2 separate regions of the Homo sapiens genome follow, and region 1 is linked to region 2. The links are chromatin loops, found by intact Hi-C in ENCODE. Cell type or tissue: ovary. All regions are shown on one strand. Each heading gives the region's core, and the rest is flanking DNA. Links, peaks and the distances in the headings are about the cores only. Region 1 overlaps VPS13D (vacuolar protein sorting 13 homolog D). Region 2 has its middle 15 kb from the start of LINC02766.

Region 1 (15,576 bases), core at 5,126-13,125, 85 kb before region 2:
GACTCTGCTGTTTCACCATTTACTAAAATCTTAATGTTAGTTTTCTGGTAAAACTGTCCATCTTATTTTTCTTCTGAAGATAGTAATCATACTATACCAGTGATGAATCTTGTATTTTTTTTCTTAGTCTTCAGTCATTTAGTCCTGTTTTCTTACATATCTGGAAATTTTAATTGAATTCCTGACATTGTATAAGAAAGATTTTAGAGGTTCTGGCCAATGTTATTTTTCTCCAGAGAGGAGTTAAACTTCTTCTTTCCTTCTACCTCAGATACCCAGTTTTTAAATTTTCCCCCATGCATACCTCCCCTGCATTTTTAACTTTTTATTTGCGGCAAGGGGTAAATATTAGCAGGAGTTTCCCAGAGGGACTTGTATTTTTGAAAGGATCAAAGCCTGATGCTTAAAGGGAAGAGTCTAGAGGAAGGATTCTTTTTCTTGGGATAGACAATAGAAAGATGAGGTCAGAGACAGTGTGTGTGAGGTAGAAAGTAATCAGCTTCAACCCCTGGAGTCACAACAGAGGACTTAAGGAAACTGAGTCCTGAAGAATCCGTTCTGCTTAAGCAGGAAAGTTGGTGAATCTTTTTTATAAACAAGGGTTAATTAGTTCTCTTCTAAGTAAAAAGTACATTGAACCAGATCTCTCATTTTCCTATCTTTCTAGTCGTTGAAGGTTTTCTCTTAAAATCAACAAAAGGCATCAGGATAGGCCGTGTAGCCACCTTTGGAAAGGGCAGATGTTGAGTTAAGTGGATTCTGTTCTCTTCCATAGTCCAGGACTTTTCAGACCTGAAATCAGTTAACCTGGAGATGACTAATTCAGGTTCAAGACACCAGATCTGCTGGAAGTAGATGGGTGTGAATTTTTAATGTCCTTTCCCAGGTCACCCTTTGTGGATTGAGAGATAGCAAAGGTTGGAATGACGACTGAAAGGCCACTGAGGAATCCAAGGGACATCCTAGGCAAATCCTAGGCAAAGACCAGAGGTTTCTGAGGAACTGTTGGGAAGTAGCTAAGCTGCAAGTTTATTCCTATTTTAGCCCATCTGAAAAAAAATGGGAACATTTGAGTTCATTTTTAAAAGAACCTTCTTTTGACCTTTCATTTGAGCCTGGGATCAAGCCAGTTTTCTAAAGAAATGAGACAGGACTTAATTTAAGTACCTTAGATTTGAACTACCTCCCATTCCCATTCTACCTCCTCTGCAAAAGACAGGTTCAACTTCTTTGTTCTCCCAGATGCTAAAGACCAGTTCCCAATTGGTGGTCTTACCCAGATACATGACACTTGTGTATAAATAACTTCCCTGGACATTGCTAGAAGTGAAGTATCAGCTTTGCATGTGTAGCTTTCCCAAAATGCAGGTCTATCCTACCCACCACCATAAAAAGTTAGTTGTTAGAAACAATAGCTTAGTTTCCACTGTGAATGGTGTATTACTCTTAGATGGGTCAGGGGTATTTTGAATAGCAGAAGACTGGCAAAGATCAGCTGGACATGGTGGCTCACACCTGTAATCCCAGAACTTTGGGAGGCCAAGGTGGGCGGATCATGAGGTCAGGAGTTTGAGACCAGCCTGGCCAGCATGGTGTGAAACCCCATCTGTACTAAAAATACAAAAATTAGCCAGGCATGGTGTCGCGTGCCTGTAATCCCAGTCACTCAGGAGGCTGAGGCAGGAGAATTGCTTGACCCTAGGAGGCTGAGGTTGCAGTGAGCCAAGATCATGCCACTGCACTCCAGCCTGGGTGACAGATCAAGACTCCCTCTCAAAAAAGAAAAAAAAAAAAAAGAACAATGGCAAAGATCAAGAGGAATGAAGATTGAACCAAATGAACTTTCAAAATCTTCTTTTTTTACCCTAGGAGCATGGTTGGTTTTGCCTGCTTTCTCTCTATAGTCCTCTTTCTCTCCATAGTCCTCTTTCTTTCCATATCCCCCTATATTTGTATCTCCATATATGTCCATTACTGGTACATGAAACAGGCCTTTCCAGAGCAGTAGCTTCTTTTGGAGTTAGTTTGCTTGACCAGACCAGCTCTAACTTAGCAAATGTTTTAGCTTTGGTGTTCTACGTCCTTCAGGAAATCATTCTCCTATAAGAAGCTGGGGTGGAAGAGGAGACCTCTCCTCCATAGGCAGCACCTCTTGAAATCACTGGTCCCAATCTCCACCCCAGTCTGGCCTCCATCTTTCTTCCTAGTATAAATGGTACATACTAGTAATGTAAGCTGGTGTGGTGTGATGTGATCCACATAACGGACATGTACCAAGCCTCCTATTTCTTTGGGACCTGTTTCAGATTGTCAGAGTAGTAGCTTTGGGAAAAGAAGTAGATTCTAGGCCACGTGGCCTCCGGAAAGGTCTGGGTGATGGAAGTGGGCCAGGTGTCTGAGTTACGGATATGGATCAAGAAAGAACACTGGAGCCTGACTCCTCTTCCTTGTCCAGATATTTGCATGTAATTTTTCAGAAATTTTTTAATATACTTTTGTCAGCTGCCTTCCTTTGTCAGTTCTGCTACTTGGGAGAGAAAAGAGATATGCCTGATATCTCTGTATAATTTTCACTGGCATTTAGGAAGGAATTTTTCTACGAAGACAATAGCAAAAGTCATGGTTGGGTTACCTCTCTAGGTTACCCAGTATCACACATAGATACTTAGCAGACTTTTGCTGGAAATGCTCATGGTCTTTCCAGCTTTATCTGTAAAATGAGCATAATAATACTACCTCACAGGATTGTTGTGAGGATTAAGCTAGTTAAATATTTCATTGATGAGAGGCCCCAAAGACAGTGGCTGGCACATGACGAACGTTGTTGGCTGATGCTTATGATTCCAGAAGTTCCACTGTGGTCTTCAGTACTTGGAAGTTTGCCCTTACCTACTCTGCCACACACTCATCTAAAACTTAATTTATTTAAAGAAATAGTTGGGAACGGATTTCTTTCTAAAAACCTCAAAAAACTTATTCCAAACCCTTGAAACCTATTTTACTTTTGCCACAAGAAGCTCAGCTTATACTGGTGCCCAGCATCTATGATTATTCTCTCTGATGTCATCAGCCTCCTTTCTTCTAAGCCTTTGGCATTAAAGTGAATATATTTATTCATTTGAAATAAATACAAAGTACTTTGTAAGAATGGAGGTCTTGTGACTAGGAAGGAGATCATCTTGAGCTTCTTTTCTGTTGAGGAATGTTCGGTTTCATTTCTAAAGTTCTGTATTTTGCGATTTTAATTGACATATTTATGCTTTCCTTTGTTCCAGAATGGGCATGAGGTGATTTCCATAGTTTAGGATGAGACATGCAAGATTCAGTGGGGGAGAAAGAGGAGGGAACCGGAGAGCACTCATTGGAAGAAAGGATAGGATTTCCAGTAATAACCCTTTGATTTGTGTTTTTTTCCAAGTGCTTTCGTAACCAAGGTCGCCGTGGGTAACTCCATGGGTGGTGTTCTCCCTGTTTTGTAGATGAAGACACTGATTCTAAAGAGAGTGTGTCTTTTGCTCATGTTCACCCAGCTGATACTAATGACAAGAGTTGGCATCAGGACTCTGCTTTTGAGAGCCTGTGTGTTTTCTTGGAGTTGAAATAAGTTATCTGCCAAATCAGGCTTTATGGTGTGACCGCCATAGAGGGAATTTTTTTTCCTGCATTATAATCTATCTCCTGGTTCAGTACTGAGGCACAAGCTATTTATGCAAAAACCTTGTTAGAATGGCAAAACAGGAGCTCTCATGGGGTGGGAAGGCATATTCCCCATGGCCAGTGCTAACTGTATGGAAACCTGTCTTCAGGCTTCCCTCTGCATGCTTCATGGGGTTTCAGCAACAGACAAGTAGGGGTCTGGCATTTTCAACATAAGCATACCCCCCTTCTGCCAAAAAGTCCTACACTGGGTCCTAGCTGATGAAGAGCTGAAAGGCAGGACACAATTCCATCCACAGCTGGGCTTCAGGATTCATCCTTCCTTCATAATTCTTTATAATCAATGTAGAAAAACTATAGGGAAAATAGGATTTGACTAAGCCCCGACTTCTCTATGTTGAAGATCAGTTGTCTTGATTCTACCTGTGTACATCCTGCTTATTTCTGCGGTTTTTACTTTATAGCATACTCCACCAATCCTTTTTAAGGAAAAAGCAAAATCCTATTATGGGAATGCTTCAAACCACTCTGAGCTTCCAGATTAATCTGAAACAGCATCTGAGTTCACAACTGGGTCAGAGTTGCAGAATAGCAAGAGAAACTTGCCAGTTCAGCAGGCGTGTGTCTTGGGTTAGTTAAGACAGCAGGACAGTCCTGAGGCCTGACTTCCTTGCATGTGTTTCAACCTTGGGTGCTGAGATAATTCTGGGTGGCTTTAGATAACTTTGTTTCTTAACTGAAAAAGGAGTGTCTGTTGCCTGATAAGTGTTTATCCGTGAAATAGCAACATGGTGTGCATCTTAGGGTAGGAGGGCTTTTAGATCTCCAGAGACCAGGAAAAAAAAAAAAGCAAGGTCATTGGCTTAGGCATATTACTGGAATTAGGATGTCAGTCCCAACTTTAAAATGCCTGTATTGTTTTTATTCAGGGTCCCCTTTCTGGATTCCTCCCCTTTTTTTCTCTTTGCCTTAAGGGCTATACATAATCCATAACCAAGTAGAACTGAAAACAGACAAAAGCACTCCTCTTCTAGTGGATAGAAATCTGGAATCCAGAAATGCTTCCTTCTTGCCAAACCTCAACTTGTTCCGTGCCTTTTTTTTTTTTTTAAATGCCTCTTCCCAGCCTCCCCACCCTTTCGTGATTTGGCTGAGTGAGGACTAGCTGTTTGGTTTGCCTTTTATCAACAATAGATATTCACTGCTTTTCAGGTCACATTTTCCTTTAACTCTTCTCTGTTTATGAGTATCACAAAAGGGTTCTTCAACATCAAGGCAAAACTCACACTCAGAATACTTTTTAACTGTGGATATTTTGACAGTATGAAACGGAAGTCAGTGGTGAAGACTTTCGTTTTGAAGTGACTTAGGTCTTACATGACTCAAAGATGGTTTTCCTAGTAGTATACCAGCAGAGTTGAAAATGACTCTGAAATTGAAAGTCCCATACTACTTCTAAGAAACTTGTAAAAAGTGTTGGCCAAATGCTACACCAAACATTTTGCATTAATTATTCTCTTAACTCTTCAAAACAGTCCTTTGCAGGCCAGGCTCGGTGGCTTATGCCTGTAATCCTAGCACCTCGTGGGGCCGAGGTAGGCAGATCACATGAAGCCAGGAGTTCAAGACCAACCTGGCCAACACGGTGAGACCCTGTCTCTACTAAAAATACAAAAATTAGCCAGGCGTGGTGGCACACAACTGTAATCCCTGCTACGGGAGGCTGAGGCATGAGAACCGCTTGAACCCAGGAGGTGGAGGTTGCAGTGAGCTGTGATCGCACCACTGCACTCCAGCCTGGGTAACAGACTGAGACTCAGCCAGCAAAAAAAAAGAGCAATCCCTTACAGTAGAAAGTATGTGATTTTAGCAGATGGATAAACTGAGGTTCAGAGAAATTAAGCCTCTTCCACCAGCATGCGTGTTTGGTAACTGTCAGGGTAAGATTTGATTCCTTTGCTCCTGCTTGTTTGACTACATCGTGGCAACTCCCACAAAGTTCATGGCAGCCTTACTTAGAGGCACAATAGATAGTTGGGTTTTCCAAATTTATGAGTTCAGACATAGCTTATTGCAGACAATGCTGATTAGAATTAGAGCTGTGCTGGTAGCTGAGGTTTGCAGCTGTACAACCTTGTATAGTCTCTGACTTGTGGTGGTTTAACTTACAATTTTTTGACTTGACGATGACGTAAAAGCTATATGCATTCAGTAGAAACTGTACTTCAGATTTTGAGTTTTGATCTTCCTGGGCTGGTGACATGTGATCCGATTCTGTCGCAGTGCTGGGCACTAGGGCAGCCGCAGCTCCTAGTTAGCCACGTGATCATGAAGAGGGAACAAATACTCTACAGTGGGCCCTGCTGCCAGATGACTTCGCCCAGCTGTCAGCTAATGTAAGTGTTCCGGGCATGTTTAGATATGTTAGGTGTATGAAATTCATTTTTACTTAAAGCCTTTTCAACTTAAAAATGGGCTTACCCGGACGTAATCCCATCATAAGTCAAGGAGCATCTGTACTTGGAAGAATATAAAACTTCTCCATCACACTACGGAGTCCTGCCACTTCTCTCTTTTCCTGTTGTATTTGGTTACCATCTTCCCTGGTGACAAGGAAGATACTGCCACCAGCAATTACTCAGTGAGGCAAAGATATTAAAGAGGAAATTTCCATTAGGTAAATAACTGTGAAAGAAGAACCCAAGAGAAGGGAGAGAAATTCAAGCCCCAGCTCCTGTTACACTGGCCAAATGCCTTTGGCACCCCATGCTTGCTGAAGATCATAAAAGGGTCAGGTAAACTGATCAGACAGAACAGAGGAACACAGTGTGAATTTTTTCCCTTGCCCCATTCCAGTGTCTACTTGAATTTCAGTTTTAGAAAATCAACCCTTCGGAGCCAGGCCCCAAACCCAGGCTAATTTGCAGTGTCTCCATTTGTGTAGACAATGAGATTATTTTGGGAAGGAGGGTGTTGACAGAGTGTGTGTTAGCTATTCAGTAGAACTGGCATCTTGAAGTACTTCTGAGATTTTTACCCCCTTGCTGAAAATATTGCTTTATAGAAGTTAATGACTTTGGACTGTGGCCAGAATTCACAAGTATGGCATGTGTTGAAGTGAAAGGAAGGGGAAAATCATTGTCTTTGTGAGTGTAACACTAGATTTTCTGAAGGACATTTTGTTCCTTGGAACCTTTCATTTTAGCTAGAACAACATGCACTTGAAGCCTTAAGTATTTTGTGGACTTGAGATTGCTACAAAATGAGGTAGGCAGACTTAAGTCTCTGCAAATGCTCCTTCTGGTGTTAAGGTATTATAACCAAAGAGTTACAAATTGTCTGCAGATTACCTTCCAGTTGCTAGTCGCTTTCCCAGTTTAGAAGCCTAGCACACCCTGGTGCTGTTATGCCCTGCTGCAGATAGCTTCCGCTTTGCTGGGGGGATATGCCATGCCAGATGCTTTACGTGCACACTATCCCTGAATCCTCAAGACAGTCCTGCAGAATCTGATTATTCCCATTTTGCATATAAAGAAGTCAAAGTTTAGATAACATAATACTATTTTTATTGAATGTCTCATATGTATCAGGCTCTGTGCTATGTGCTTTACATGTATTACCTAATCCTTACAGCATCTTTGTAGGGAATATTTGTATCCCCATTTTGAAAAGGAGGAAAACAGAGGCCCGCAAAGGTTACTTGTCTGTGATCTCATAGCTGTTGGGTGTCACAGTCAAAATTCAAACTCAGGTGTGATTATCTTTCTATTATGCCACATCCATACTTCCCTACTGAGGTCTTGAAGGCAAGAGACAGAAACCACTTCTGATTTCTGATTCTCTGTCTCTAGCCTGCCGTACAAGTAGGGCTTCTGCACATGTTGGATTGCTTGGTTGACTGGGTGTGTAGTGGATTTGTACTTGCTCATATCGGGACTCATTTTTCCTTCGTCTGAATAATCTGGACCTCTATCTCCAGGCTTTACTTGTCACAAGACAGTGGGAGGATGGGATCATGAAGGATGGCCTGGGCCAGTCACTCCCTACATGATGGTGTAGCTCTTTTGGGTATCTCTGCCCTGTTTTGATGACCATCTTCAAAGTCAAGGACCTGGGTAAAATAGTGCTTCCAAGCTTCAGAGAAGAGCAAGGCCAGAGGGCACCCATGATGAGCACCACTGGAATTCCCTCCCTCCACAGCCCACTTGTTTTCTGCTGTCTTTGAGGGAGAAATAATGGCTGGGCAGGACTTACCTTCCCACTGAGGTGGGGAATGGGGTAGAATTAAGGATGCCTAACTAAATGCCTCCATAGTAAAAGGAGGCCACATGCTTTATGGTAGCCTGGATTCAATCCTCAGAGTGCAGTGAACTGGCCCAGGGCCCTGCCTTTACCACTGTATCCATCATTTGGCTGGCTTTGGTTTAGTTTCTGTAAAACGTCTTTCCCAGTAAAATCTGATTAACTACTCATCAATACAGGTTTGGTTGGATCATAGATTTCAACATCTACTCAAGTTTTCTGGGTTCTCAAAGCTGTATTTCTAGGGGTGAAGACTTTTGTAATGGTTGACTGTTAACAAGTGGCAAAGGACAAGTCCAGTTGGCTTGCATAAGCAATTTTTTATGGACAGAGAAACAGGAATTCAGACAGAAGTCCTACAGTAAGTTGAGATAGGTGTAGGTACCTTTCCATGGCAAAGGTCTTCATCTTACGGAAGAATCCAGCATTAGAGGGAAGAGTGATCTCTTAGGTCATCTCATCCCATCCTCCTTGGGTCAATACATTGTCTTTGTATAGAGAACACCCAGGACCCAGTTGGTGCTGGGGAGCTGAGGCTGCCACAGCAGACTTAGTTGGAAATTAAGCTTTTGGCATAGGCTCACTCATCAACTTTGGATATTAATTGATGGGAGTAGAAGAAGAGGGAGTGATATTGGGTATTCTGCCTAGATTATTCTCCCATATTCTCTTGGTGGGGGAGTATTATAGGATTTTTAACTTCCTCCTAGTTAGCTGCCAGCGATAGGTAAAGAGCACTTTACCCTATCTGTCTTCCAAGAAAGAGAATGTAAGCTCTTAGAAAGAATATAAGAGCTTGAGAGAAACAGGAAAGACCTGAATAAGACCCTGAATTGGCTGCGGTGCTCCTGGGTCTCTTCAGGTGGAGATGTGTCCCCTGGAGACACACAGGACATGGGCACGCGTCACTTAACTGTGGTTCTCACAGCGTCTGGGGCACCAGAGAGACACGTTTTTGTCTGGAACCTGAAGAACGCTGGCAGCCTACATAATTCTAAACATAGCAGGCACTCTTATTGATTCTTTCCAAAACAAAGGTCACATTTCCTTTCTGTGTAGTTTGTGTCCTGGGTTCCTGCTGACTGTTTTGTGTATACGATTGTTACCTTCTCAAAGAGACTGTCAGTTCTTGAGGGCAGGGTTCAAGGCTGCTGTTTGTTTGTGTTCTTCAGCAGTACCTAAATCTGTCCTGGGCTCAGAGGAAGTATTTAGTAAAGACATTCTACCTTGGGTTGTAGGTCACACAGTGCCAGAGCTGGAAAGGATTTTGGAAATCGTAGAGTCCAACACTCTAATTTTGTAAGTGGTACCACTCCAAAAACTTACTTGGGAGGCTGGTGTTTATCTGCTGGAAAGAGAGGATTTTATTATGTTAAACTATAGTGCAAATGACCATAATTCTAAACCTTTGACAGGCTTCCCTCAAACGCTGCAGGCATGTTCCTCCTTGGACTAGTAGCAGAGTAATAAGAACAGTAAGAATGCTAACTAGATACCAGGCCCCCGAGCCATTGTCATGAATGCTTCCAGCCACATGACAAAGTAGGTACTCTGGCTATTCTCCAGATGCAGAGGAGGCTCAGAGGTAGGTGACCTCGCTCAGGGTCATGTAGTTACCAGAATGGTCGAGGGAGGACTGAAGTTTGGTCAGATGCCCCAGCTTGTGGCCCTTCTCCTATACTGTGGTAACTCTCAGATGGGGTCTCTGACTGAAGCCACTCCTTAGTGATTCACGGTGCTAGCTTTGCAGCGTCGTGTGGTGTTTCCAGTTGTCCTAAAGGAAGTTATTAATTTTCATTAACTTTAATTCTCTCATTAGACAGGCAGTGATATGGAAGGCAAGGCAGAAAGCAAACAAATAATGATAGGGGTTACATCTCCAGAAAGGTCAGGAATCACTGCCCTAGGTTGTAAAATATTTGGACTGAGTAAAAGGCATGAGTCTTCCCATAGCTTCTTCCAGGAACTGTTGCTTTACATGGAATTGCTGCTGTGTTCACTAGTCCCTCTTCTGTGCCCAGAACTCACTGTCACATGTGTCAAGAATCCTCATGACTGAGGTTTCCAGGGCAGATCTGATCTGTGTAACACGCACCCTAACCCCCTTGCCAAAGGAGAATGAAATAGGCCCCTAGATGGCCACCCAGTTCCTGGGCCTTCCAGGCAGGCAGCTTGCCTTGAGGCTTTCCCCTGAGCCTTGTATCTAAGGAACATTCCTGTGAGTTTTCTAAGAGGTTAGTCCTGGGTCATTGGCACTTAAACCACTTGTTTTGGTAGATCCTTCCTGAGAAGGTTAATTATATATTTGATATCCTTCTCTTTTTATGCCTGAATGATGAGGATAAGTACTCTGTGGTTTATTAACTGTCACTTTAAACCTTTTCAGATTGTCTTGTGACAAAACAGAGTTTTATGTCCTTTTTATCCCAGCTTTGATGGATGAGACAGCTTTTCTGGTTAAAGTATGCCAGGATAAATAAAATCTCTGAATTGTGGAAAGGGTGGGTTTGCATTTGAAATCATGAGTTCAAGTCTGCCACCTCCTATGAACGGTGACCTAACCTGTTAATCTTTCCATCGATTTCGTTTTTGGCTTTTGACAAATGGAGCTTGGCACCTCATAGGTACTCAGTAATTATTGAATAAATGAAAGACAGCATTACTGGAGGGAGTTTGATGTCTCCAAATATTTGATACCAAACCCTAAAGCAACAATCTGACACATTTCCTGTTTTGAATTCCACTAATTCTTAGAGCAAAGAGCCTATGTTCTTACCATGATACAGTCCTGAAGCTCACTTCTCCCTCAAGACTATTTTGTTATACCTCTGATTTTTTCAGTAAATTTGGAGTAGTATTCTGGAAAGTGAATGTCATTAAAGATTTTTAGTAGTTGCTTTGCAAAGCCTAGTGTCCTCCATTGTATGCATCCCCCAATTGGTATGTGTCCAGTCCTTTTGAGAACCACTCAACCTGGGGCAGACAGTATAGGTAACTGCATTTAAAATATTTAAATTTATTTATATTTAAATTATTGGCCAGGCACAGTGGCTCACGCCTGTAATCCCAGCACTTTGGGAGGCCTAGGTGGGCAGATCACTTGAGGTCAGGAGTTCGAGACTAGCCTGACCAACATGGTGAAACCCCATCTCTGCTAAAAATACAAAAATTAGCCAGGTGTGGTGGTACACACCTGTAGTCTCAGCTACTCGGGAGCCTGAGGCAGGAGAATCACTTGAGCCTGGGAGGCGGAGGTTGTGATGAGATGAGATCACACCACTACAGACCAGCATGGGCTTATCTAATTGTATTTAATTTAAATTTATTTAAAGTAATTCAAATAGTAAAAATAGTGCCAAGACTTTAAAACTCTTCTCCTGCTTTTAACTCCTTCTAGTTTGCTGGAACATTATCAGATGGCTTAGGGAAGACGATGGACAATCGGCATCAGTCAGAGCGGGAGTACATCAGGTACCATGCAGCCACAAGTGGTGAACACCTTGTAGCCGGCATCCATGGCCTGGCTCATGGTAAGTCATGGGTGACATCAGGCTCTGCTGCTGCTGGTCCTCAGAGGCGCCTTTGTATCAATCTGATTGCAGCTATAAAAAAAGAAAGGTGGGCTGGGCGCGGTGGCTCATGCTTGTAATCCCAGCATTTTGGGAGGCCTAGGAGAGTGGATCATGAGGTCAGGAGTTTGAGACCAGCCTGGCCAACACAGTGAAACCCCGCCTCTACTAAGAATACAAAAATTAGGCCAGGCACAGTGGCTCAATCCTGTAATCCCAGCATTTTGGGAGGTCGAGGCGGGTGGATCATTTGAGGTCAGGAGTTTGAGACCAGTCTGGCCAACATGGTGGAACCCCATCTCTATCAAAAATACGAAAATTAGACAGGCGTGGTGGTACATGCCTGTAGTCCCAGCTACTCGGGAGGCTGAGGCAGGAGAATTGCTCGAACCCTGGAGGCAGAGGTTGCAATGAGCTGAGATCGTGCCACTGCACTCCAGCCTGGCAACAGAGCAAGACTCCAATTCAAAAAAAAAAAAAAAAAAAAAAAAGAAAAGGCTGACAACAGAGGAAATCCTGTGTTGGCGTACCTGATAGCCTTCCAAGCTCTCTTACTTTATCCTCCTTGCAGTTGAAATACGACAGCCGGTGAGAACTCCTCATTCGCTTTCTGAATGTTGTGCACATTGCAATTCCTTTTCGTTCTCTGGCTTCTGTTCCCAAAGTATCATAAGGTGTAATCAACCAGACCTGTTCTTAGAATTGTAGCTGCTACTTCTCTTAGAATTGTAACCTCTGCCTTCTCCTTACTGATCATTCCTTCCAAAGAAATTGAAATGAGGAATTTGTGGCCAGGTTTGTAGCCCAGGTGTTTTTTAGTTTTACATAAATGTGCATTCACTAAAATTATAAATTTATTTGCCTAAGAGATGTTGGTGATGGCATGAATGCATTTGGTCTCTGACTTTGAATTCTTTTAATGCTTTAATTCTGAGTCATTTGCCTTTTGTTGCATTTTTCTTAACAATTTCTTAGTACGGCATCCAAGGCCCTTGGAACTATAAATCCAGCCAATTTTCCAACCACCATCCTTCAGCCATGCTGCACTTTGGCCACACACAGCTATGTACTGCTTCCCAGGTGTGCTTCCAAGTCCTTGCTCACACATGGTCCTTCTGCTCTCCCTCCTCTGCCTCATTTCCTTGTCTATCAAAATCCTACTCAGCCTGTAAGTCCCAACTCAATACATTTTCCCAGCTCTATTGTCCCTGTTAGAGTTAATGACAGAGCACAGTCTGGGTTGTGTATGTCACCAGCTGTGTACATCTGATAGATTGAGAATGTGAGGAGGGGAGAAGGACCACTTTGCATTCACCTTTCTCCTTGTGTACCTCACATGACACCTGGCACATAGCTCATGCATAGTAAGGCTTAGTAAATTAAACTCTTTGTACCAGATCCTTAGGAACCATCCAAAGCTATCAGAGTCATATCAAGACTGATCAGTATTAATTATCTGCATTTGGAAGAAGAGGAAGGAATATAGACAGTAAAATATTATATTTCTATTTGTGCTTAGGACACGTTTAGAATAGAGTTTTTGTTTATCAGCTTTCCTAATGGTGAGATTTGGATCAAAATGCCTTTGCTTTTCCTAAGGCTGCCCAACCGTAAAGGGAGCTGTCCCTAAGGAGACGTCAGGCCAGAAGTGAAATTTGGCTGAAAGTAATTTGTTTATGGATTTTAAAAGTTGACTGTTGGGCAATCATTTGGGGTTAAGGTTTAATCATTCTTTCTCGTAATGGTAATGACAGTACATTGGACTCTTAGAAGACTTTTAAAATGAATATAAAATGCTTTGTTATGTGTGGTGGCCTTTATCTGGCCAGCATCCTTGTGACGTGGAGAGAGCATGGCTCTCCTCACTTTCTGGATGAACACACAAATGTGCTGAGAAAATGCATGATTGGTTCAAAGTTGCAAAATCACCTCCCATCAAGAATCATTCCTATAATATGTACAGCCTCTCCAGGAGCCAATGGCTTCATCCAAAGAGGATCCACTGAGCTCTGGGTTATACGAAGGCAGTATCCTAGAGTGAGAGTCTTCCCTTAGGATGAAAAGACCTTTAGAAGGTGATAAGAACCAGAATCCACTCAATCCCCTTGATGTAAGAAATGGGAATTGTGCTCAGTTCTCTCTGCAGGCCTTGCTGGACCCAGGTTCAGTCATGTTCTGTCTCTCAGGTCCCAGTCTGAATTCCTGTTCTGTGTGTGCTCTGCCAAAAACTTTGTTCAAAAGTTTGGGAAAGGGCTGGGTGCAGTGGCTCAGGACAGTAAGCCCAGCACTTTGGAAGACCTAGAGGGAGAATCGCTTGAGCCCAGGAGTTTAAGGCTGCAGCAAGCGGTAATCATGCCACTGCACTCCTGCCTGGGTGATAGACGGACACCCTGTTTCTAAAAAAAAAAAAAGTTTGGGAAAGAGATATTGCCTCACTGGAGCAAATTTACCCAGAATCCAAAAGAAATGTTGTGAATTGTTAGTACATTCTCACCCAAGGAGTTTCCTTTACCAATTTGTCTCACTAGAGCTGAAGAGTCTAGAGAGCTTCCTCACACCCCACTGTCAGAGGGTAAACATCCTGTGAGTGTCCCTGGCACAGGTCCTGGAGATGCTCCCTAGACGGGCTGCCTCTTCCCTTCAGTGACTGTGACCTCTTCAGCCTCTGCCAGCTTCTGGCCTCTTCTAAGGTGTTTTCAGCCATTGCTGTCAACTTGCAAAATGTTTGGAATGCCTTTTTGACCTGGATTGGTCTTTTGAACTGACTCCATTGAGGGTCCCAGCCAGCTTTCACAGCTTTTTGGGGTGCTCTTCATGAAGGTTTTATATAATCGCCGATACCGAATTTCATCAAAGCATGCAGTAGCTTTTACCTTATTTCAAGCATCCAGTGGGGTTGGCCAGTCACCCCCATAGTGTTCTTTGAAAATTGCAAATGTATACCATCAGCTCTCCATATCCACAGATTCAGCCAACCATGGATGGAAAATATTTGGGGGGAAAAAAGATTTCACGAAGTGCCAGAAAGCAAAATTTGAATTTGCCACACGTTTCAAATACTGTATTGACTCCACACAAATGAAGTGATATGTGGGCATCGTATTAGCTACAATAAATAATCTAGAGGTGATTTAACGTATACAGGACGGTGTGTGTAGGTTATATGCAAACACCTACAGCACATTATGTAAGGGACTTGAGCATCCTAGGATTTTGGTATCTGCAGGGGATCCTGGATCAATCCCACATGGATACTAAGGAACAACTACATTTAGTTATCTCTCTCTGCCTTAGATATCTTTCTTTTCTTTTCTTTTTTTTTTTTTTTTTGAGACAGTCTCGCTCGGTCGCCAGACTGGAGTGCAATGCTGCGATCTCGGCTCACTGCAACCTCTGCCTCCTGGGTTCAAGCAATTCTCCTGCCTTAGCCTCCCGAGTAGCTGGGACTACAGGCACGCATCACCACGCCCAGCTAATTTTTGTATTTTTAGTAAAGATGGGGTTTCACCATGTTGGCCAGGATGGTCTCGATCTCTTGACCTCGTGATCTGCCCGCCGCAGCCTCCCAAAGTGCTGGGATTATGGGCGTGAGCCACTGCGCCCAGCCTCTGCCTTATATTTCATAGGATGCCATCATCTTCAAACTTTCCCCGAAGGCCCAATTTTCTAGTCTCCTGTTGATTTAATCCTCTATCTGTATCCTCTCCTGATCGTCCGTAGGCTGCCCAAGCTCTGGGATCGAAAAATTGGCCACTGTTAACCTCTCAGCTTTTCTCTGATTTTTTTTTTTTTTTTTTTTTGAACTGGAGCACACTTTACTTCTGACTAACATGTAACATATATCCTCTGACTCTGGACTTAATGGGCAAATCTGCAGGATCCTCTTCTGTGAGTTGGCCTGTCTGTGGCCTCTCTGGCACAGAGATTAATAGAATGGCCTTAAGTTATCATTCCATAATCAAGGGGTTTGGCTTTAAATGCTTTTGCTTTTGTCCTCGTCAGGTTACAACAGCCCTTGTCTTTTTCACTAGGTATCATTGGTGGACTG
Region 2 (15,576 bases), core at 2,554-10,553:
AGTCCAAAAGCTGAAGAACTTGTAGTCCAATGTTCAAGGGCAGGAAGCATCCAGCACGGGAGAAAGATGAAGGCTGGAAAACTCAGCCAGTCTGGTTCTTCCACGTTCCTCTGCCTGCTTTTATCCTAGCCGCAGTGGCAGCTGATTAGATGGTGCCCACCCAGATTGAGGGTGGGTCTGCCTCTTCCAGTCCACTAACTCAAATGTTAATTTCCTCTGGCAACACCCTCACAGACACGCTCAGGAACAATATTTTGCATCCTTCAATCCAATCGATCAAGTTGACACGCAATATTAACCATCACAGGCAGGGTCTGGCTCTCTTGCCCAGGCTGGAGTGTAGTGGCACAATCTCAACTCACTGCAACCTCTGCCTCTTGGGCTCAAACGATCCTCCCACTTCAGCCTCCCGAGTAGCTGGGACTACAGGCACATGCCACCGTGCTTGTCTAATTTTCGTATTTTTTATAGAAACAGGGTTTTGCTGTGTTGCCCAGGCTGTTCTCAAAATCCTGGGTTCAAGTGATTCTCATGCCTTGGCCTCCCAAAGTATTGGGATTACAGGCATGAGCCAGGGCGCCCAGCCTGCTTCATGTATTGAAGCTGGGTTCATGTACATTTAGATTATGCCTTCTTGATGAATTGATTTTTTTGTTATGAAATGGTCTTCTTTATTTCTGGTAATATTATTTGTCCTGAAGTACTCTTTGTCTGATACTAATATAGCCACATAAGCATTCTTTGATTAGTGTTTATATGCCATACCTTTTTTCCCCATTCTTTTTACTTTCTTAATTTTGGTGTTCATATTCTTAGAGAGGAGCGTATTATTGGGTCTCATTCTTGTACCCCATGTGATATTCTCTGTTTTTCACTTGTAGTCCATTTATGTTTAATGTAATTGTACATGGGTTTAAGTCTACCATTTTTCTGTATGCCTTGTATTTGTTTCATCTGTTCCTTGTTTCTTTGTTTTTTACTTTTCTTTCTTATTTTGGATTAAGTGTATTTTAGAATTGTCTTTTATGTGCTCTCTTGGCTTTTTTTTTAAAAATAGACTTCATTTTTGAGAGGAGTTTCAGGTTCACAGCAAGATTGAGTAGAAAGCACAGAGAATTCTCACATGGCCCCTGTCCCTCCCCGCCCGCAACTTCCCCCACTACTGACATCCCATAACACTGTGATTTGTTTCTTACAGTCAGTGAACCTACACTGACACTTATTATCTCCACTGACTTTTAAACTTCCTTGTTGTTTGTTTGTTTAAACTTTCTTGTTTGTTTATTTGTTTAGTGTGCTCTAGAGATTGCAATATTCATCTTTAATTTATCATAGACTGCCTTGAATGGATAGTATGTAATTTCCCATATTATGTAAAAACTTTGAACAGAATAGTTTCATTTACACTTTTCCTTCTCTTTGTGCAATTGTTGTCCTATATTTTATTTCTACCTTTGTTATAAACACCACTATTCATCATTATTATTTTTGCTTTCACTAGTTGGTAGGTTTTTTGTTTTTGTTTTTGTTTTTTTTGAGATGGAATCTCACTCTGTCACCCAGGCTGGAGTGCGATGGTACAATCTCGGCTCACTGCAACCTCTACCTCCCGGGTTCAAGCGATTCTCCTGCCTCAGTCTCCTGAGTGGCTGGGATTACAGGCGTGAGCCACCACACCCGGCTAATTTTTGTATTTTTAGTAGAGACGGAGTTTTGCCATGTTGGCCAGGCTGGTCTTGAACTCCTGACCTCAGGTGACCCGCCAGCCTCGGCTTCCCAAAGTGCTGGGATTATACGCGTGAGCCACTGTGCCCAGCCTTAAATAAATTTTTATAAACATCTACTTATTTTTACCATTTCTGGTGTTTTTTATTCCTTCCCCAAAATCTAAGATTCCATTTGGGTCACCTTTTTTTTTTTTTTTTTTTTTTGAGACGGAGTCTCGCTCTGTTGCTCAGGCTGGAGTGCAGTGGCATGGTCTCGGCTCACTGCAAGCTCCACCTCCAAGGTTCACGCCATTCTCCTGCCTCAGCCTCCCGAGTAGCTGGGACTACAGGCACCTGCCACCACGCCCAGCTAATTTTTTGTATTTTTAGTAGAGATGGGGTTTCACTGTGTTAGCCAGGATGGTCTCGACCTCCTGACCTTGTGATCCACCCGCCTCGGCCTCCCAAAGTGCTGGGATTACAGGCTTGAGCCACCACACCTGGCCCATTTGGGTCACCTAAAGAACATTCTTTAGTGTTTGGTGTGTGTGTGTGTGTGTGTGTGTGTGTGTGTGTGTGTGTTTGACAGAGTTTTGCTCTGTTGCCCAGGCTGGAGTGCAGTAGTGCAATCACTACTCACTGCAGCCTCGACCTCCAGGGCTAAAGCGATCCTCCCACCTCAGCCTCCTGAATAGCTAGGACTACAGGCATGCGTCACCACACCTGGCTAATTTTTTAGATTCTTTGTTAAGACGAGGTTTCACTTTATTGCTCAGTCTGGTTTCGAACTCCTGGGCCCAAGTGATCCTCCCACCACGGCCTCCCAAAATGCTGGGATTACAGGCATGAGGCACGGCACCTGGCCTATCTCAATTTTTGTTCTCCTGAAAATGTCTTTATTTTACCTTGAGTTTTGAAGGATATTTTCACAGGATGAAGAATTCTACATTCCTTCAGCACTTTAAATATATCATTCTATTATCTTTGGTTTCTACAGTTTCTGATCAGAAGTCAGCCATAATTCTTATTTTTGTTCTCTTGGATGTGATGTGTCCATATTTCTCCAGCTGATTCTTAAGAATGCTTTCTTTGTCCTTAGTTTTTAGCAGTTCGACTATGATGGTCTAGGTGTAGTATTTCTGTATTTATCCAGTTTAGGATGTGCTGAGCTTTTTGAATCCGTGGGTTGCTATAGTTCATCCGTTTTGGAAAGTGGCCATTACCTCTTCCAATATTTCCTTTGTCCCATTTTCTCTCCCTTTCATTCTGCAACTCCAAATAAAAGCATATTAGCTCATTTAATATTGTCCCACGTTTTTGAATGCTTTGTTGTGTCTTATTTGATTATTCTTTCTTTCTCTGTGTGCCTCAGTTTTGATAATTTCTGTTGACTTGTCTTGAGTTCATAGATTCTTTATTCTGCCATGTCTAATATGCTATTAAGCACGTCCAAAAAATTCTTTATTTCAGATTCTGTATTTTTCAGTTCTAGAATTTCCATTTAAAAATTTTCATTTCAGCCAAGCACGGAGGCTTACACCTGTTATCCTAGCACTTTGGGAGGATTGCTTGAGACCAGGAGCTCAAGACCAGCCTGGGTAACATAGGGAGACCTTCTCTCTACAAATAAATACATATGTAATTTTCAAAATTATTTTTAAAGGTTTTCATTTCTATGTTGAATTTCCCCATCTGCTCACGTTTTGTCTCCCTTTCCACTAAATCCTTTAATATATTTATGTATTTTAATGCCTTTGTCTGCTAATTCCAACATCTGGATTATATTGACTTTGCTGCTACTGACTGCTTTTTTCTTCTTCTCTTGTCAATGGTTCATATTCCCTGCTTCTTTACCTGTCTAGTAATTTTTTATTATATGCTAAACATTTTGAGTGCCTCATTGTAGAAACTCTGGGTTATGATACTATCCTCTGAAGAGTGTTAAACATTTTTTTCTGGCAGTTAACTAACTGGTGGATTGTCTTGATTTTGTTAAAGATTGATTTTAGACTTCGTTAGGGTGGTTCTATTTCAGTTTTAGTCACAGTTTTAGGAGGAAGCCCTTACTCTTAAGGTATGATCTTTACTTCTGAATGGTAGCCTTTCTGGATTTCTCTGTGGTTCCCTCCTTTTTGGTAACCTGCCCACAAATTCTAGCTGTTTTTGCTGCCCTGAACCCTGAGCTTCCTTTTCTCTACCCAGAGAGACTGTGACTCTCTGCTTGTAATCCTCTTCCTGGTACCACAGTTTGAAAATTACCCCAAGGCAGAAAGTCAAGGGGGATGTGTAGTTCAGCCTTTTGTGTTTCCCTTTTTAAAGGATTGTAGCATGGCAATGCCTGCAGTCTAATGCCTAATAATTGTTTCATATATTTTGACCATTTTTGCAGTTATTTGTGACAGATTTGTCCAGTACCAACTACTCTGCCATGGATAGAACCAGAAATTTCTCCTTTTCTCTGAGCCCTTGCCAATTAAGCTTTCATCCCCACAACCTCACCCTTTCCAGATAATCAATGACATTCATATTTCAAACTCTAATCTTCATGATAAGGCCTTATCTAATCTGAATAAAAGCTGTATTTGTCATGATTGAGCACTCTCTCTCCTTCTTTTTTTTTTTTTTTTTGAGATGGAGTCTCATTCTGTCACCCAGGCTGGAGTGCAGTGGCACAATCTTGGCTCACTGCAACCTCTGCCTCCTGGGTTCAGGTGATTCTCCTGCCTCAGCCTCCTGAGTAGCTGGAACCACAGGTGCGTGCCACCACGCCCGGCTAATTTTTTGTACTTTTAGTAGAGTTGGGTTTTCACCATGTTAGCCAGGATGGTCTCGATCTCCTGGCCTCGTGATCTGCCCACCTTGGCCTCCCAAAGTGCTGGGATTACAGGCGTGAGCCACCGTGCCCAGCCACTCTCTCCTTCTTGAAAGTTTTTTTTTTTTTACTTTGTTTCCAGAATACCCAATTCCTTCATTTTCCTCCTACTTCACTCGTTATTCTTTGTTCTCATCTTCCTGGCCTCCAAATGTTGGAGAGCCGCAGCATTCACTGTAAGTCCTCTTCCTTTCTTCAGCCAAACTCTCCTTGGTTATCTCTCTGAGTCCTATGGCTTTAAATATCATCTGTATATGGGCAGGTCTCATAGTCTTATCTCCCGCCTGAATTTCTGCCCTGAAATTCAAACTCAGAGCTCCATCTGCCTCTCAATGTCTCCATTTAGAAGCCTAAAAAGCATGCCTTACTTAACATGTCCAAAACTGACCAAGCCTGCCTCTCCTTTGGTCTTACCCATCTTAATAAATAACTCCATTTTCCCAGTTGCTCAAGCCAACCATTTTGGAATCATCCTGGAAACTTCTCTTTTATTCGAACCCCATATCCAATCCATCAGAAAATCCTGTTGGCCCGACCTTGGAAAGCTACCCCACCATCATCTCCCTCCTGGATTATTACTGTAGCATTCTCAATGGTTCCTTGCTTCCTCCCTTGCCTCCTGTGCCAGCTGAGACCACTGCAGAATGTAGATGAGCTGTATCCTCTGACAGATACAGAGATTGCAGAGAGGTTAGCAGACGGGCTGATTACAAGCTGCGGGTGGGATCAGGGGTACCAACAAGAGACGGTGACGTATCCTCTTACCATCCCTAAGATGGGTGAGAGTCAAAGCTGCCGGCCCCCTGATAGGAGCCATAGCCTTTGGTAGAAAAAGTCAGCTACTTCCAAACTACAGCCTAGTGGAGACAGAGAGCCAGGGAAATCAATACCCTCCCCTCTCCTCTTGCCCTCTGATCTCCTGCTCTGTCTCCCACTGGCTGAGCCTAACTGGAAGCTGGAGGGTTGGGGAGCCCACTGATATAGTCCACAGAGGGCAGCCTCCCAGGGCAGAGAGCAGGGTGAACAAAGGGAGAGTAAATTTAGAAGGCAAATGGTGAATATCCCAAACCCCTCTGCTTGCCCACAGCTGCACACACCATCCATGGCCCAGTCTTCATGTAGCTGCCAGAGTGATCTATGCACTACTGGGGACCAGAGGTGAGGGGTGGGGGTCACAGGATGGATGGAGCCTGGATCTATGGGACACTAAAGGGAGGAGGGCTGCTTGCCCACCAGGAATGCTGATCTTTCCTTAAGAGAGCAAGATAAAAACCTCTATTGTGTTTGAGTTACTAAATGTTTGGGAGTCTATTACAGTTTAGCCACTTATCTTAGACACATGTAAAGCAAGGGTAATAGTTATATCATCCCTACAGGGCTATCAGGGGAATTAAATAAGCTATAATTGCTTAGAACAATGCTTGGCATAAGTTCTTAAGCAATGGTAACAATTATTATTATTATTACTATTATTATTGAGACAGTCTCAGTCTGTCTCCCAGTCTGGAGTGCAGTGGTGCAATCTCAGCTCATTGCAACCTCTGCTTCCTGTGCTCAAGTGATCTTCCCACCTCAGCTTCCCGAGTAGCTGGGACTACAGGCACACGTCACCATGCCTGGCTAATTTTTTGTAGAGACAGGGTTTTGCCATGTTGCCCAGGCTGGTCTTGAACTCCTGGCAGATCCTCAAGTGATCTCCCTGCCTTGGCCTCACAAAGTGCTGGAATTACAGGTGTGAGTCACTGCACCCGGTCCAATTATTATTTTTATTTAATATGTAAAATTAATATGAAAGCATACTATTAATTATGTTTTTGCGAATGCCTTGTTATAGACTTTGAGGGGTTCTTCCAGAGAGTTGAAGAATTGTGGAGTGTGTGTGTGTGTGTGTGTGTGTGTGTGTGTGTGTGTATACATATATATATAGAGAGAGAGAGAGAATTCCAGCCACCTCACCCCACACCCCAAGAGGCTGCTGATCCACTTGCCCTCCAGGCAGAGTGCCCAGGAGAAAAGAGAGCTGGTTCCTGACTTGCTTTAGGATGGGGCAGACGTTCCTCTGTGCCATGTTCCAGGCCAAAACCTTATGAAGGCCTAGCACCTTCACTCATGTGCTTTTGGGAGCCCCAAGTCACTGAATAGTCTGGCTACCCTGCAGGACAGACCACATGGAGAGGCCATGTAAGACAGGGAGAGAGGCCCCGAGACTCCACAGGGACAGAGAGACAGGCACAGCCATCCTCGTGAACCAGGTGTCCCAGCCTTCTGGGTGTCCCCACAAAGATGCCACATGCCTGAGCCATGTTGAACCCTTCAGCCCAGAAGAGCCCCAGCAAACAGCCCCTCCAGCCACCACCCCAGCAGATGATGGAGCAGATGATTCACCTAGCTGAGCCCTGTCCACCCTCAGGTTCAAACAAGATCATCAAATGGCTGGGTGTTTTTTTGTTTGGTTGGTTTGGTTTGGTTTTTTGAGAGAGGGTCTTGCTCTGTGGCCCAGGCTAGAGTGCAAGTGACTCAGTGCAGCCTTGAACTCCTGGACTCAAGTGATCTTCCTGCCTCAGCCTCCTGAGTGGCTGGGACTACAGGTGTGCCCCATTAATCCAGCTAATTTTTATATTTTTTGATAGAGGTGGGATCTCACTATGTTGGCCAGGCTGGTCTCGAACTCCTGACCTCAAGCAATCCTCCCACTTTGGTCTCTCAAAGTGCTAGTTTTACAGACATGAGTCACCATGCCTGGAGATAATTGTTTTAAGCCATAAAGTTTTGGGGTGGTTTGTGACGTTGCCACAACAGCAAGCCGAGCCTGCCCGTGTGAGCAGGAGGTGGGTGGGTACTTGCTGCTTTGAATTTCCCTTCCAGTTGGGGGAGCTGGAAATTCAAAGTCGCAAGTACCCACCCCACCCGCTGCTCACATACGCAGGCTTGGGAAGGAACGGAACACCAAGGGCCGGCTGCTTGGGTGTGTTGCAACCAGACGCCCGCAGGCCTTGGATGGATGGAATTCTCCAGGCATCCGTGGTGGGGGGACCGGCTCCTGCCCCCTTGGCCGAGAGGGCTGAGCTCACTCAGCGTCTCCATTCCTCTTCTTGATTGGCACTTTAATGAGGGCAGAAGGGGCTGACCCCCTGCCAGGGGACCGGTTCATGCCCCGTTTATCTCACAGCCCGAGTCAGACTAAAACAACATCGCAGGCCGAGCGGCCAGGAGCCAGCAGGGCCGGGAGCCCCCGCCCTCGGTGATGGATTGAGTGACCGCGGCGAGTTGGCAGCTGAAGTGTGTGGTGGCCGCACCGTCCTGTCAGCCTGCAACAAAGGAGGCCGGCCTGGCCCGGCCCTCACGCCAAACGGCTCCCCTCCCAGGGACAGCTCCGAAGGCTGCCTTTCCCTCCACCCTCCCCCAACTCCAACGCCAAGTTCCCAGAGGCAGGCTGAGGCCAGAGCCCAGTGTGCGGGGAGGGGCACTGTCCTGGGGTCCTGGGTGCGGTGCATGGGGGTGGGAAATCCTGGGCTTGCAGGCGGAGCTGGTGCTGAGAACGTCCTCTCGGGCTCCTGGCTTCAGGGCCCAGCACTGGACCCTTCCTGACGGTGCAGAGGAGGGGCTCCCTGGTCCAGCAATCCCTGAAGGATCCCAGCTGGGCCTTTTACTTGCTGTGCAACCTTGAGTGAGTTTGTCAACCTCTCTGAACCTCTCCTCATCTGTCAGAGGCGAATCCTGCTTATAACTACATCCCTGGGTTCTTTTGAGGATGAAATGAGACTTGCTGGCAGAGCCTCCCTTCCAGAAAGCAGGCTCCTACACGTGAGGCCTCGGTTTACCTGGGCGGTACTGACCATCTCCCCAGTGCCCCTGCCTGGGTTGAATGACTCTGAGAGGAGCCACTGGTGGTAAAGAACCCCCCAACTCCCGCTGTCAGGAATTGTCACCAGCTGCCACCATAAGTACCACAGCGCTGCAGCTTAGGGGTAGACCCCTTTTTACACATGGAGAAACTGAAGCTCAGAGACGTAAATGTGCCCAGTGTCCTGCAGAGAGTGAGACAGGTCAGGGACGCCAACCCAGAGCTGCCTGGCTCCGAAGTCTATGCGGCTGCTCCCAAGGCCCTGAGCTGTGGGCTGGAATTTCCCTGTAAGGACAGGGTCGTAAGTGACAGCCCCCAGTGCTCGCAGAGGCAAAGGGCCAGAGCCTGATTTGCAACGTGCGCCTCGACAGCCATGAAGTGCTCCAGGGGGGCAGCCTTTCCCATGCCTTCCTGGGGCCACAGAGTGCAGTTGAGCTCAGCAGCTTGGAGGAGGTGCAGGGGGCCGGCCTCAGCCCCTGGGTCTCCAGGTGTGGGGACCTACATCAGGAACAGGACAGTCTTTGCAGTCCCAGCTGCTCTGTCCCCAGAGCTGGGGAGGGGAGAAGACAGAGCTGGACAAATGGCTCATCAGATCCCAGAGAGCCCTGGAAGGGGAGGAAGGGGCCTTCCCGGGCCTTGTCTGGATAGCTCAGTCCTCCCAGGAGGGGAAGAAACCAGCCTCCGCTTGCAGATTTCACCTCCCTGTGAACTCCCAAAGGGCGGGAGGCCAAGCCGCAGCTGAGGTCAGAGAAAGTAGCAGGGTGACCGTGGGGCTCCACGTGGCCCTCCCTCACTCTCTGCCACGGGCCCTCCAAAAACAGGCTTCTGCCCCTCAGCGCCTCCAACAGCCTTTCCCCACCACCAGACAAAAGATGAGCTGAGCTGCCCAGCTGGTGGATCAGGGCTCTGAGGGTGGGCTAAACCAGTAGAGGCTTCCCCCAAACTCTGATTCACCAGACGAGGAGAAACCCAGCCTTTTGGCCCCAAGAATCCCGGTGCCCCACCCTGGATCCAGCCCTGAGTGGGCCCTTAAAACTGTTTCCTCCCACCCCAAGTGCTTTGCATCTATTATTCCCTTTGTGTCAAAAAGTCTTGTCCCCATTTGCCCGGTTAATTCTAAGTCAGCCATCAGAGCTCATGACACAGGTCGCTTCCTCAGGGAAGCCTTCCGTGACTGACACCCCTCCTGGCAGACCCCTGGTCAGAATAAGTCCCTCCCTGTACCGTAGTCCACGTGGCTCTGCCAGCCCTTCCTTTGCAGCTTTGCGCATGTTAAATGTCATGTTTCGTGGATTTGTGTTGATGATAAGCTCCCGATGCAGAGATGGTAGGGACCATCTCTGCTCACGTGTCTGTCCCCAGGCCCAGAAGACAGCCTGGCACACGGCAGGTGCCTGATGAGCACTTGTGGACTGGATGGCATTGGCCAGTGTGCATCTCCCAGGAACTCTGCTGTGAACTCCGCTTGGGCAGGGACATGTCTGTTTTGTTCACCATTGTGTCCCCAAAATTCAAAGTCTTGCACCTAGAACACTCTTGTTGGATATTTGATAATGAGTGAGTTTGCTGCAAAAGGAAAAAAAGCAAGAACAATAACAATTACCACCATAAAATAAGAAAACGGACCCAGAATAGAATTTGAGGCAAGAGACCCTCTGAATGAGGAGATTCTAAGTCCTTTCATTCCAGAAGAATTATCCTGTGTGCTTCAGTGAGCCAAATCCCCAGGGAACAAATGACATCAGGGAAAGCTGCCTGAGCCCAGGACAAAATCAACTAAATTGCTCCAACTGGTAAACCTCCTGGCTCTCATTTCAGCCCACTGAGTCTTAGAGAGTTGGTGGCGGGGGGCGGTGGGGGGGTTGGGGGTAGAGCATAGAATAGCAGGAGTGTGACTCTAATGTAACCCAGGACAGGAAATGTTTCCAATGTTCTAAATTTTGTGGACAAAGTAAAATGTCAGGAAACAGGAAGCAAAAGAGTGGCTACAATATATAAAGAATTCATTAAAATAAACAAGAAAAACATTGAGTTTAATGTAGACAAACAGAGGACGTGAAAGAATCACTTACATATGAAGAAACTAGAGTTGGGCAGTCAGCATTCATTGAATGCTTATCTGTATTAGACACTGAAGTAAGTTTTACATCTCACTTCATTAGCACAGGGAGTATAGCAAGAAAATCCAACCAAATGGCCAAGCACAGTGGCTCCCACCTATAATACCAGCACTTTGGGAGGCCAAGGTGGGAGAATTACTCGAGCCCAAGAGTTCAAGAGAAGCCTGAGCAGCATAGCGAGATCTCATCTCTACAGATAAAATAATTGGCTAGGGATGGTGGCACTCACCAGTGGTTCCGGCTACTGGGGAGGCTGAGGTGGGAGGATCATTTGAGTCCAGGAGGTCGAGGCTGCAGTGAGCCATCCAGGATAATGCCACCACACTTCAGCCTGGGCGACAGAGATCCTGTCAAAAAAAAAAAAAAGAAAGAAAGAAAAAAGAAAAAGAAAGAAGAAAGAAAGAAAGAAGAAAGAAAGAAAGAAAGAAAGAAAATCCAACCAACAAATGTACGTTTCTAATTTTTTTGTATATTATTTACAAAGTTCTATAATCCTTTTGTTTGTCCCAAGAAAATTCCTGCATTCCTGTCTTAATTAAATCTCTCCAACCAACCAGTTTTCTGCAGAATATAATTCATTCATTCAGGTATGAAATGATGAAAACTGTTTACATAGCCACAACCCTGATAACTACGTCTGGGATGAAATTAATTTATTTCTGAGGCGTCTGGGTTCCGCAGATGACGTAATTACTATTGGACATTCAAACTACTCCTAAGACTCATTTAGGGTAGTTCTGAGACACACTGGCAATATGGAAATAGGTCGTAAGTTCTTGGGGCAAAGACCATGTTTTGATTTTGCTATTCTGAAAGTACCGCATGTATCTAAAGCTCCTATAAATAAACAAATCAAGATCAAATGATTGGTTGAATTGGACAAAAAGAAAAACTTACCAGCTGGAAATGGCAGCATTCCCAGTTTATATCTGACCCGGTTGGGGCTCAGAGGTTAATTAACATGGCAAGCTCACGTGCTCTGAGTTCACGTGATTGTCCTCACTCATCATCAAAGAGGGGGAAACTAAGGCAGTATTAAGAGGCTATTTTATATTTACAAAATGAATTTAAAACAAGGTTTTTTTCTTTGAGACAAGGTCTCGCTCTGGCACCCAGATTGGAGTCCAGTGGTGTGATCATGGCTTAGTGCAATCTGCCCATCTCAGTGGGACCACGGGTGGAACTGCCCGCATGTGCCACCATGCCCGGCTAATTTTAATTTTTTTTTGGTAGAAAAAGGGCCTCCCTATCTCCCTATGTTGACCAGACTTGTCTTAAACTCCTGGGCTCAAGTGATCCTCCTGCCTCAGCCTCCCAAAGTGCAGGTATTACAGGCATGAGCCACTGCACCAGGAAAAGAAAAGTGTTCTCAAGGTCACACCCAGGATTCTGAAGCATGCAGAGAAATTCAGGTACTCACTCTGCTGTTGAAGGTATTGCAAATTGCTGTCGTACTTAGAAATTAACTCACACCCAGAGAAAGAAAGTCATAAAACGATGTTTCCATCCCAGTAATTCTCTATTGGAATTCATCCCAAGGAAAAGGTTTATGAGATGCAAAGGGCCAGAACCATTCAAACATGCACGGCTGCATTATTGTGAGCGGAAAAAACTGGAAACAACCTAAACATCCACTATCAAAAAAACTTTCCAAAAATACGGTAAAACCCCACGAAGGAATAGTAGAAAACTATTACAATGATATTTAAAAGGAGAAATTTAAAGATTATGCAGAAATACAAAAAACATCTGTGAAAGCGTTAAGCAAAAATCATAAATTATAAAAACGATTGAAAAAATTGGGTACTTGGTGAGTGCCCAATTTTCTTTTAAATTTTTTTCTTTTCTTGTCACGATATCATCTTTGTAATAATACTGATTAAATATTTTAAAACAATGAGCCCATGGACGGACTATCTGCTCTGGGAAGCCCCTGGCTGGGGAACTGTGGGAAAGACAGGAAGCGGAAAGGTCATGGTCCCTGGGGGAAATCCCACCGCGGGTGGGCACAGCTTCAGGAAGAACCTGTTTCTCTGGGGAGCAGGATGGTGATGACCACAGTGACCCATTTTTAAAGCAGTCAGCTCTCTTTGAAGGATCACATAAGTTTAACTTGTGATCCCTTCCTTCCTCCCTTCATTCATTCAACACATCTGAATGGAGCGCTTCCTCTGTGACAGACACAGGTTTAATGAGGTAGTTGGGGAAAACAAACCACCTCGATGCAGCGAAATCTCAGCCTAGATCTGAATGCATGTTGGCATTATTTTATTTTTTAAAAAAATTATGTATCGGCCAGGCACCCTGACTCACGCCTGTAATCCCAGCACTTTGGGAGGCCGAGGTGGGCGGATCACCGGAGGTCAGGAGTTTGAGACCAGCCTGGCCAACATGGAGACACCCCGTCTCTACTAAAGATACAAAAATTAGCCCGTCATGGTGGAAACGCCTGTAATCCCAGCTACGCGGGAGGCTGAGGCAGGAGAATCGCTTGAACCCGGAAGGTGGAGGTTGTAATCAGCTGAGATTGTGCCACTGCACTCCAGCCTGGGGGACAAGAGTGAGACTTCGTCTCAAAAAACAAAATAAAAATAAAAATAATTATGTATCATTTTTATTTATTTATTTTGAGATGGGATCTCACTCAGTCGCCCAGGCAGTGGCACAGTCTTAGCTCACTGCAACCTCCGCCTCTGGTGCTTAAGCGATCTTCCTGCCTCAGCCTCAGCCTCCCGAGTAGCTGGCACTACAGGCGCCTGCCACCATGCTGGGCTAATTTTTATACTTATTTATTTATTTATTTATTTATTTATTTAGAGATGGAATCTTGCTCTGTCACCAGGCTGGAGTGCAGTGGCACAATCTTGGCTCACTGCAACCTCCAACTCCCTGGTTGAAGTGATTCTCCTGCCTCAGCCTCCTGAATAGCTGAGATTACAGGCATGCGCCACCATGCCCAGCTAATTTTTGTATTTCTAGTAGAGATGGGGTTTCACCACGTTGGCCAGGATGGTCTCGATCTCCTGACCTCATGATCTGCCCGCCTCAGCCTCCCAAAGTGCTGGGATTACAGGAATGAGCCACCGCGCCCGGCCAGTTTTTGTAGGGACGGGATTTCAGCATGTTGCCTACGCTGGTCTTGAACCCTTGGACTCAAGCCTCCCAAAATGTTGGGATTACAGGCATGAGCCACCGCGCCTTGCTGTATCATTTTTACAATTAGAAAACATAGAGCTATGGCCCAGCACTTTGGGACACCGAGGCGGGTGGACTGCCTGAGGTCAGGAGTTGGAGACCAGCCTGGCAAACATGGCTAAACCCTGACTCTACTAAAAAAATATAAAAATTAGCCAGGCATGGTGGCATGCCCCTGTAATCCCAGCTACTCCCGAGGCTGAGGCAGGATAATCTCTTGAACCTGGGAGGCAGAGGTTGCAGTGAGCCGAGATCACGCCATTGCACTCCGGCCTGGGCCACAGAGACAGACTATGTCTCAAAACAACAACAACAAAAACAAAAACAACAACAACGAAAGAAAGAAAACATAGCGCGAATTGCATGTTAGTAAACAATGGTGATGGTTTATGGAGTCCCAGAAACATTCCCTGAAGTCAGACACCTCTTCATAGGAGAGCCAGAGCCTCATTCTTTCCACCCTGGGCCCAAGTTCCCCATCTCCCTGGCCATAGCCTATGATGATGGGGTAATGACCACAGGGTTCATCCCGTTAGGTCCCCATCCAGGAGCTGGCAGGCTCCTGAGCCCGGGAGGATGGGGTAGGAGGGTGTGGCTAGTCTGCGCAGCGGAGCCCCACTCTTACAAGCACAACTCAAGGGATTGTGTTCTTGACATGATTGGCCCCAAACTGGGTCCATTTGTTTCATGGGAAAGATGGCTCTGGGTCCAGCAGAGGAGCAGGCAGCCTATGGGTCCCCAGTCCCAGAATATAGACCTCGGGGGTCTATATCTCACCAGGGATGGTCCAATCCTCCCTTCCTACAGAGACCTCAGGCCTGTCAGCACCAAACGCCTCCCCAGGGAGAGAAGAAAGTTACAGATGGCAGGGACAAAGCATTCGGGTTTTCATTTCCTCCACGGGGTGTTGGCCACATTGGAACGTCTGTGACTGCGAGAACGGGGGCCAAATGCTCCCACGTGCTTGCCAAGCTGCGAGTACAATTCCTCCTCCTCCACCCTCTCTCCAGGGGATGCTCGCTTCCCAAGCAGCTGCATTTTTTTTTTCTCCTCCTCAGTTCTGGAGAAGGTTGATACTGAGTTCCCATTTTACAGAAACCCAAACTGAGACTGCAGGGCCTGAAGCCAGGATGGGAATGACAGAGCCAGAAGGACTGGCTCCCAATGACGAGCCTCCCAGAGGGCTCGTCTGTCCTGGGTCCTCCATGTGGTGGACAGGATCAGAGGGTGCCCTCGTTAGGGAGATGGGGTCGCCTCAATTCAACAACAGGAGGACAATCTACCAAGAAGCCCAAGGGCGAATCTCAGCTCATGACCTTGGCGTGGCCCCTGCTATTTCCTGGCCCGTAACACTGCCCCGCGGCCCTGTGCTTCTGCTCTGCCCAGCTCTCGACCTCAGCTCACACCACTCTCCTTACACAGGTGTCCCTCCTGTCATTCGGACCTCAGCTCAAAGGCCACCTCCTCTGAGAGGCCTGTGCTGACAGCCCCCACCAAAGCTGCCCTCCAAGGATTCCATCCACCTGGCATTTGCCCTGTGGGTGGTCTGTGCCCACATCTGTCTGCCCACCTCCTGCCCCCTCTCTGTCACTCTCCCCTCTGTGGACGCAGGCACCAGCCCAGTGCTCAGCATGCCACAGCCACCCAGTGCCGTGGAGTGAAGGGACATCAGGCCACTCGCAGGGCCCCAGGGCATCCTCTTGTGCCCGCCTGGGTCACCCTTCACCCCGGCCGAGCTCCACGTGGATTTGGGCCCTGCATCTTCTTGGGGAACCATCTGAGGATCTGGGCTGGGCAGGCAGCAGCGGAGGAGATTGGCAGAGGAAGGCGGCAGGAGGC

The links. Peaks named below come from ENCODE experiments on the same cell type or tissue, not always from the same donor. Only the 100,000 strongest peaks of a DNase experiment are listed, where the experiment ranks them.
Region 1: a loop joins it to region 2, with 2.1 times the contacts of the local background. A loop is called at or near these places in 5 of 110 quality-filtered maps.

Annotation. Positions count from the first base shown.
Region 1 is chr1:12,444,642-12,460,217 of GRCh38, forward strand. It overlaps VPS13D (vacuolar protein sorting 13 homolog D), which reads left to right. Exons shown (of 70, transcript NM_015378.4): 66 at 11,357-11,489; 67 at 15,560-15,576. Among named protein-coding and RNA genes, the nearest start is that of SNORA59A, 55 kb to the right of the region's middle. In ovary, for the core only: no CTCF peak of the experiment used is centred there; DNase peaks (open chromatin) are centred at 5,987 and 10,116; H3K27ac peaks cover 1,581 bases.
Region 2 is chr1:12,532,601-12,548,176 of GRCh38, forward strand. No RefSeq gene overlaps it. Among named protein-coding and RNA genes, the nearest start is that of LINC02766, 15 kb to the left of the region's middle. RefSeq lists enhancers at 7,752-8,400, 8,963-9,257, 15,422-15,576. In ovary, for the core only: no CTCF peak of the experiment used is centred there; DNase peaks (open chromatin) are centred at 7,531, 7,954 and 9,151; H3K27ac peaks cover 2,986 bases.